Linked DNA regions of Homo sapiens: region 2 is linked to region 1. A link is a loop called in an ENCODE intact Hi-C map of the cell type or tissue named here. Cell type or tissue: PC-3. All regions are shown on one strand. Each heading gives the region's core, and the rest is flanking DNA. Links, peaks and the distances in the headings are about the cores only. Region 1 has its middle 55 kb from the start of RAPGEF5. Region 2 overlaps RAPGEF5 (Rap guanine nucleotide exchange factor 5).

Evidence for each region. Hi-C counts contacts between places; a loop is a spot of excess contacts. Peaks named below come from ENCODE experiments on the same cell type or tissue, not always from the same donor. Only the 100,000 strongest peaks of a DNase experiment are listed, where the experiment ranks them.
Region 2: a loop joins it to region 1, with 8 times the contacts of the local background. A loop is called at or near these places in 2 of 110 quality-filtered maps.

What each region holds. Positions count from the first base shown.
Region 1 is chr7:22,410,940-22,413,855 of GRCh38, reverse strand. No RefSeq gene overlaps it. Among named protein-coding and RNA genes, the nearest start is that of RAPGEF5, 55 kb to the right of the region's middle. In PC-3, for the core only: no CTCF peak of the experiment used is centred there; a DNase peak (open chromatin) is centred at 1,395; H3K27ac peaks cover 1,500 bases.
Region 2 is chr7:22,295,935-22,298,850 of GRCh38, reverse strand. All of the region lies in intron 5 of RAPGEF5 (Rap guanine nucleotide exchange factor 5), which reads left to right. It also overlaps the pseudogene RNA5SP227. Among named protein-coding and RNA genes, the nearest start is that of RAPGEF5, 60 kb to the left of the region's middle. In PC-3, for the core only: a CTCF peak has its summit at 1,738; no DNase peak of the experiment used is centred there.

The sequences.
Region 1 (2,916 bases), core at 221-2,720:
AAACATCTGAGCAAGCACATCTGGGAACACCAAGCCTCACCGTAAACATCCACAGGACTGTGGAAGAAGGCCCGAGGGTGTGATGACGTCCAGCACTGACTGGCTCACAGGGCCACTGTGACTTGCCTGGCCCCATGGCCAGGACTGACCGTGAAGCATTTCATGGCTCGTCCGTCCCCAGCAGTGAAATTTGCTGCAGGTATGCTAGGCATTATTGGTTGCTGCTGTTTTAGAAGATCCACCAGGCTCAATTTTTCTGGGGTGCTATTCAGCCAGCCTGTGGACATGCTAAGGGATTTCCCCTTAGGAGCCCACTGGTCAGCCAAGGAAGGATTTTTCAGAGAGCTGCAAATTCCCAAGCCCTAAAACTCCCTGGATATGACATGTTCATTTAGGAGATTAGTTTAGGAAAGGAAGATAAGGAGAGAGAGGCTTATGCAGTACCCCATCTGCCAGGCTACCAGAGGCTTCTCCTCCCCCACTTGAAGAAGAAGAGCGCAACATCGGAGAAAGAGAGAGATGGAGTTTACACACACTAGTTTGGTTATTTTGGCTAAAAAACACACCTCTTCATTCATAGTTGATGGGTCTAATTCCTGGCCCATACCAAATTTTTCTATTTATTTAGTCTAGGATAGGACTGAGAGATTGTTTTAAAAGATCCCTAGGTAATTACTGGCTTTGCTCCCCGTAATATTTGATTGTCCTCTGTGTGCCAGGCACTGTGCTGCGCCTAAGGATGCAGAGTGATGACATGATCGGCACTGATGGGATGGAGCAGTCAATTCAATCAAAACGCCCAAGTTGATAGTGTGTGACGGCTCTTTGAATACGATATTAATTACTTGAAAAGGAGAAAATTCAACTAGTCAACCAGGTGTTATATCTACACAAAGCCAGATAATCAGATTGATCTGCTTTTCCTGTATCGACAAATTAATGTTTTTGTACCATGTAGAGATAGTCTGCTCCTTTGGAAAGGTTGTTTCAATATAAATTCCTGGGTCCCCACCCCAGACCTCCTGAATCAGAATCTCTCTCTGCCAGATTTTTCCTCAGCAGTGGTTCTTAACCTTGGCTGCACCTTAGAATTACCCAGGGGGCTGTTAAACAGCCCAGGCTGCACCCTAGACCCACTAAATTAGAATCTCTCAAGAGGAATCTGGGCATCAATAATTTAAAAAGCTCCCCAGGAAGTTCCAATGCGTAGCCAGGGTTAAGAATCACTGTGTTAAGTTGCATGGGAGGAGGCAGGCATTGGGATCTTTGAAAAGCTTCCCATAGGTTTTATTGTGCAGAAATTACAGAGCATGCCCTCGGAGCAGTTACCTATATGAAGGACATGTGAGCATTCCTTCTGAGTTCTTGGAGCTGTTTGCTGCGGTAGTGATTCATGGTGAGGTTTTGCCCAGCAAATAATTTTTAAGGAGAGGCTAGCAGCCCTGTGCCCATTTATGTTTCTAACAACAGTCAGGAAATCCTCACTGACCAAATCCTTAGTTTCTAATATTTGTCTTGGTTGCATGTCATGATTGACAAGGATGAGTGTTAAATGCTCTCCTCCTCCCAGAGTATCCCCAAGTGCATCCTGACTCTCTTCTCTCTGCCTCTCTCTCTCTCTCTCCCCTTGCCCTTTCTCTCTCCCTCTCCCCCTCTCCTCTACATTCTCTGCCAGAGCTCAGGCCCTCCTGGGCTTCACCCTCAGGGCGTTGTGAGAAACTGCTATTCAAACCAATCAATCCTTATTCACATAAAACTAAGGGAATCATTGTCTACTTTCCCCAGAAAGCACTTGGGTTTTAGGAGGAGTGTTTGGAGAGAATTGTTTTAAACAGACAAGGCAAATCTTACCTCCAGCCCAGTCTTGGTCTAGAATCCATCTTTATATAGCACTACAGGCAACCACAAAAAAACAGAGCACAGTTCTGTGAGTTGAAGCTTTCTTGTTATCACTGCCTTAGAACAAAGCAGGATCTCCCCTGTGATCCTAGTCATTGTGGCAAGTCCAAAGGAAGACAACTGGGGGCTGGTAGGACTTCCAGTGGCCTCAAGCTATATCCACTGGTGGAGATGACCCTGCTCTACCATTAGAAAGCAAAGTCAAAAAGCACAGGATTAACAATGGCAACGCTGAAAATGAGAAAACTATTCTTGTTTATTTTTCCTACTTCCATCCCTGCGTTTGGTAGAGTTCCATCTTTCCTAGATAGACCAGACCTTCTGAGGTTAGTGCCCTGGTCATGCTCTGGAAGGGAATATTCTGAGTCTGTGACATTTCTAAGTCAAAAAGGACCTAACACGCTCCTCCTCTACTGTAATTATTTTATTCAAGTCAACCTAATTTGACATTGTTTTGTTTTCTTCTTCTTCTGTTTTTTTTTTTTTTTTTTTTGTATTTTTTTTGTTGTTTTTTTTTAGCTATGTGATTTAAACCTTTCCTGGTCATGGATCTCTTTGAGGAATTTGGTGAAATCTCTGGCCCAGTATCCCCCGAATCTACCAAAATATTTAAAAATCTGCTTTCAATTTCAAAAATTCATGACCCTCCATACCCATCCATGGACCTAAATTAAGAATCCATATATAACAACAGCCCACAGAGAAAAGCAGAGATTCCCACTAGGCGCCTATACCCCCAGGCTATTCTATTGGTGTTCATTGTCCAGAACACTCCTTGTACTTGCCCACCTCCAATTAAAGAGCACTACAGACAACCCCTAAATAGAACAGACTTTGCACAGGAAATGAAACTTTTTAATCTCCACTATCTTAGCATGGAGGAAAAGGACCCATGGTAGACCAGGCATGGTGACAAGTCCGGTGGGTTTGGAATGGCCTTTTCTGCCCCCGCCATCACCCATGATCTCTTCTTCTTAAAATGCTACCCATACAAGTCCAGCTGAAATGTCACAACTT
Region 2 (2,916 bases), core at 238-2,737, 120 kb after region 1:
TTTGAAAGACATTAACTACCTATGGTCCTTCAACAAGAATCTGAATAGAATTATGTATACTAAAGTAATTGAATTTGTAGTTGATGCCCTTCAAACAAGGAAACAATGGGCTTACATAAGTTTACTGGCAGATTTAACTAAACATTTAAAAAATAACTTATGTCATTTCTCCTATCCAAGTACGAACCAGGCCCAATCCTGCTTAGCCTCTAAGATAGGACAAGATCAGGCACCTTCAGGGTTGTATGACCATAGACAAATTATGTCATTTCTATATAACCTCTTTCAGAAAATTAAAGAGGAGTGACTGTTTCACATTCATTTTATGAGGCCAGCACTGTCATGACAAATTTCAGAGAAAGAAAACAGTAAGGCCGGGCGCGGTGGCTCATGCCTGTAATCCCTACACTTTGGGAGTCTGAGGCGGGCGGATCACGTGAGGACAGAAGTTTGAGACCAGCCTGACCAATATGGAGAAACCCCATCTCTACTAAAATATGAAAAAATTAGCCAGGCGTGGTGGTGCATGGCTGTAATCCCACCTACTCGGGAGACTGAAGCAGGAGAATCGCTTGAACTGGGGTGGCAGAGGTTGCAGTGAGCCAAGATCACGCCATTGCACTCCAGCCTGGGCAACAAGAGTGAAACTCCGTCTCAAAAAAAAAAAAAACAAAAAACAGAACAATATGACTCATTAGCATAGACACAATCTTCCTCACATATAAAAATTATAAATACGTTATGAAAAAGGGGAGTTTACCCTAGGAATACAAGGATGGCTCAACACTCAAAAATCATTCAATATAATTCACCATATTCACAAGCTAAAAATAGACAAATTATATGATAAATTTTATAGATGCAGACAAAGAATTAGAGAAAATTTAACCCTTCAAGATAAAAATTCTCAGAAAAATAGAAATATAAGAGAACTTCCTCAATCTGATAAGACTTTATACAAAACCCATAGCTTGCATCATACTTAATGGTAAGAGACTAAATGCTTGCCTACTAAGATCAGAACAAGGCTAATATGTCTTCTCTTAGTACACCTCTTCCACTCAGGCCAGTGCAAAAAGTCAAGAAAAAGAGATAAAAGGCATATATTTGGAGGAAAACATAAAGCCATCTCTCCTTGCAGATGACATAGTTATATACATAAAAAAAATCACAGGATTAATACTTCCTCTCTCTTCAGCCATCACTGGCCATGGCCATCTAGCGTCTTGTTCTGTCAGATTTTAAAGGTAGATGGAAGAGGTGGTTCGTTAAGGAGTCTAAGGATGATCAGTCTCATTTTATATTCATGGCCTTTAATCTTGAGTGGGTCTTCAATGCTGTGGGGTGGTCCTGTTCATTTCTTGGTATATTCAGTCTCCTAGAAAACTGTATCACAATTGCTCCCCTCTTACCTCTTTTTCCTTGCTTTTTATTTCATTGAAAGGAACATTTTAAAAACTATCTTTCTCATGTTTTATTTACCAAATCTGTCAACCTGCCTGCATCTATATTGGTGGACTCTATCTTTGCTCCTGATAAAAATGGATGCATGGTCCACATTCTTATTTAAGGTCAGTTTCCTCACATTGTGCACTGATCCCATCTCTGCACCCCTACTCAAGGATCTCATTTCTGAAATCTCATTTTTTTCCTGCTTCATCAGCTTTTTCCTCTACTGGATTGTTCTTTTCAGCATGTGTTGATATTTCCCTATATCTCCCTCTAGCTGCTGCACAATGTCTCTGTTCCCTTTTACAGCAAAACTCTTCAAAAGATATATTTATGGTTACTTTCTCTACCTCTTCTATTCTTTTCTGAATCTACTCCATTCAGGCTTTCAACAGTACCACTCCACTGAAGGCAACCTTGTCAAGATTACAGAAGTCTTCCATGTTGCCAAATGCCAAAATGCTGATTTTTCAGTCCTCATCTTACTTGACATGACAGCAGCATTTGGCACAATTGATCATGTCCTGGAAGCAGTTTTTCCACTTGGCCCCTGGGATAACATCTCTTGGCTCTTCTGTCTCACTAGCTGCTGCTTTTAAGGCTCCTTTGCTAATCTTTCCTTTTCCTGATTGTATTAACTGTGTTTCAGTGCTTTGACATCTGGGGCCTTGCTGACCCTGGAAAGACTGCCCAACCCAGGAATAGTCCATTCCTAGAGACAGTAGAGAACTTACCTGCTAGCTTTGCTGGGAGCATACCTTTCATAGGTAAGCCAGCCACTCCAGAGCTCATAACATAACCACTTTTTTTTATTGGGCTTTCACCTTCTGGGCTACTTTTCACCTGCCCTAATCACCCCAGCTCCAGGTACCAAACAGTTAGGGGCAGTCCCTATGCTTTTGGTCCTGCTGAAGTTAATCAAACAGTCTATCCTCAGCCTGTTTACCCTGCCTTACCCGTTCTATTCTGGGGAAATCACAATAGAGGTTATTTCCCACATCTTCCCCCATGTCCTCTGCCTCCTGACTGACACTGGTGCCTCCCTGTGTGGCTCCTCCTTGTGTGTCATCCCCCCTTCTCTTGGGAACTGTGAGTAAAAAACTGTCTTTTTAATGCCAGTCATCTCTTGAGCTGTTTGCCTCAGATTATTCAGACTGGCTGTCCCTAAATAATGAAACCTTCATTTTGAAGCAGTGACCTCTAAACACAGTAGAGGTCAGTCTTGGACTTCTCTTATTTTTTCTGCTCTCACTTTGGATGTGCCCTCACCCAGTCATGTACTTAACATCGTCTCACAGTGATGGTTTCCAAAATTCAGGTCCCTGTCTCCTCTTACCACCCTATACAAAATAGCACCTCCACCACCCCTCACTTCTGCCTCCTTTGTTCTCCTTACCCTGCCTGGTTTTTTCTTACTACCTGATGTTTATTAGCAACATGAGACATCCCTTGGCCTCCTTAGTTTCT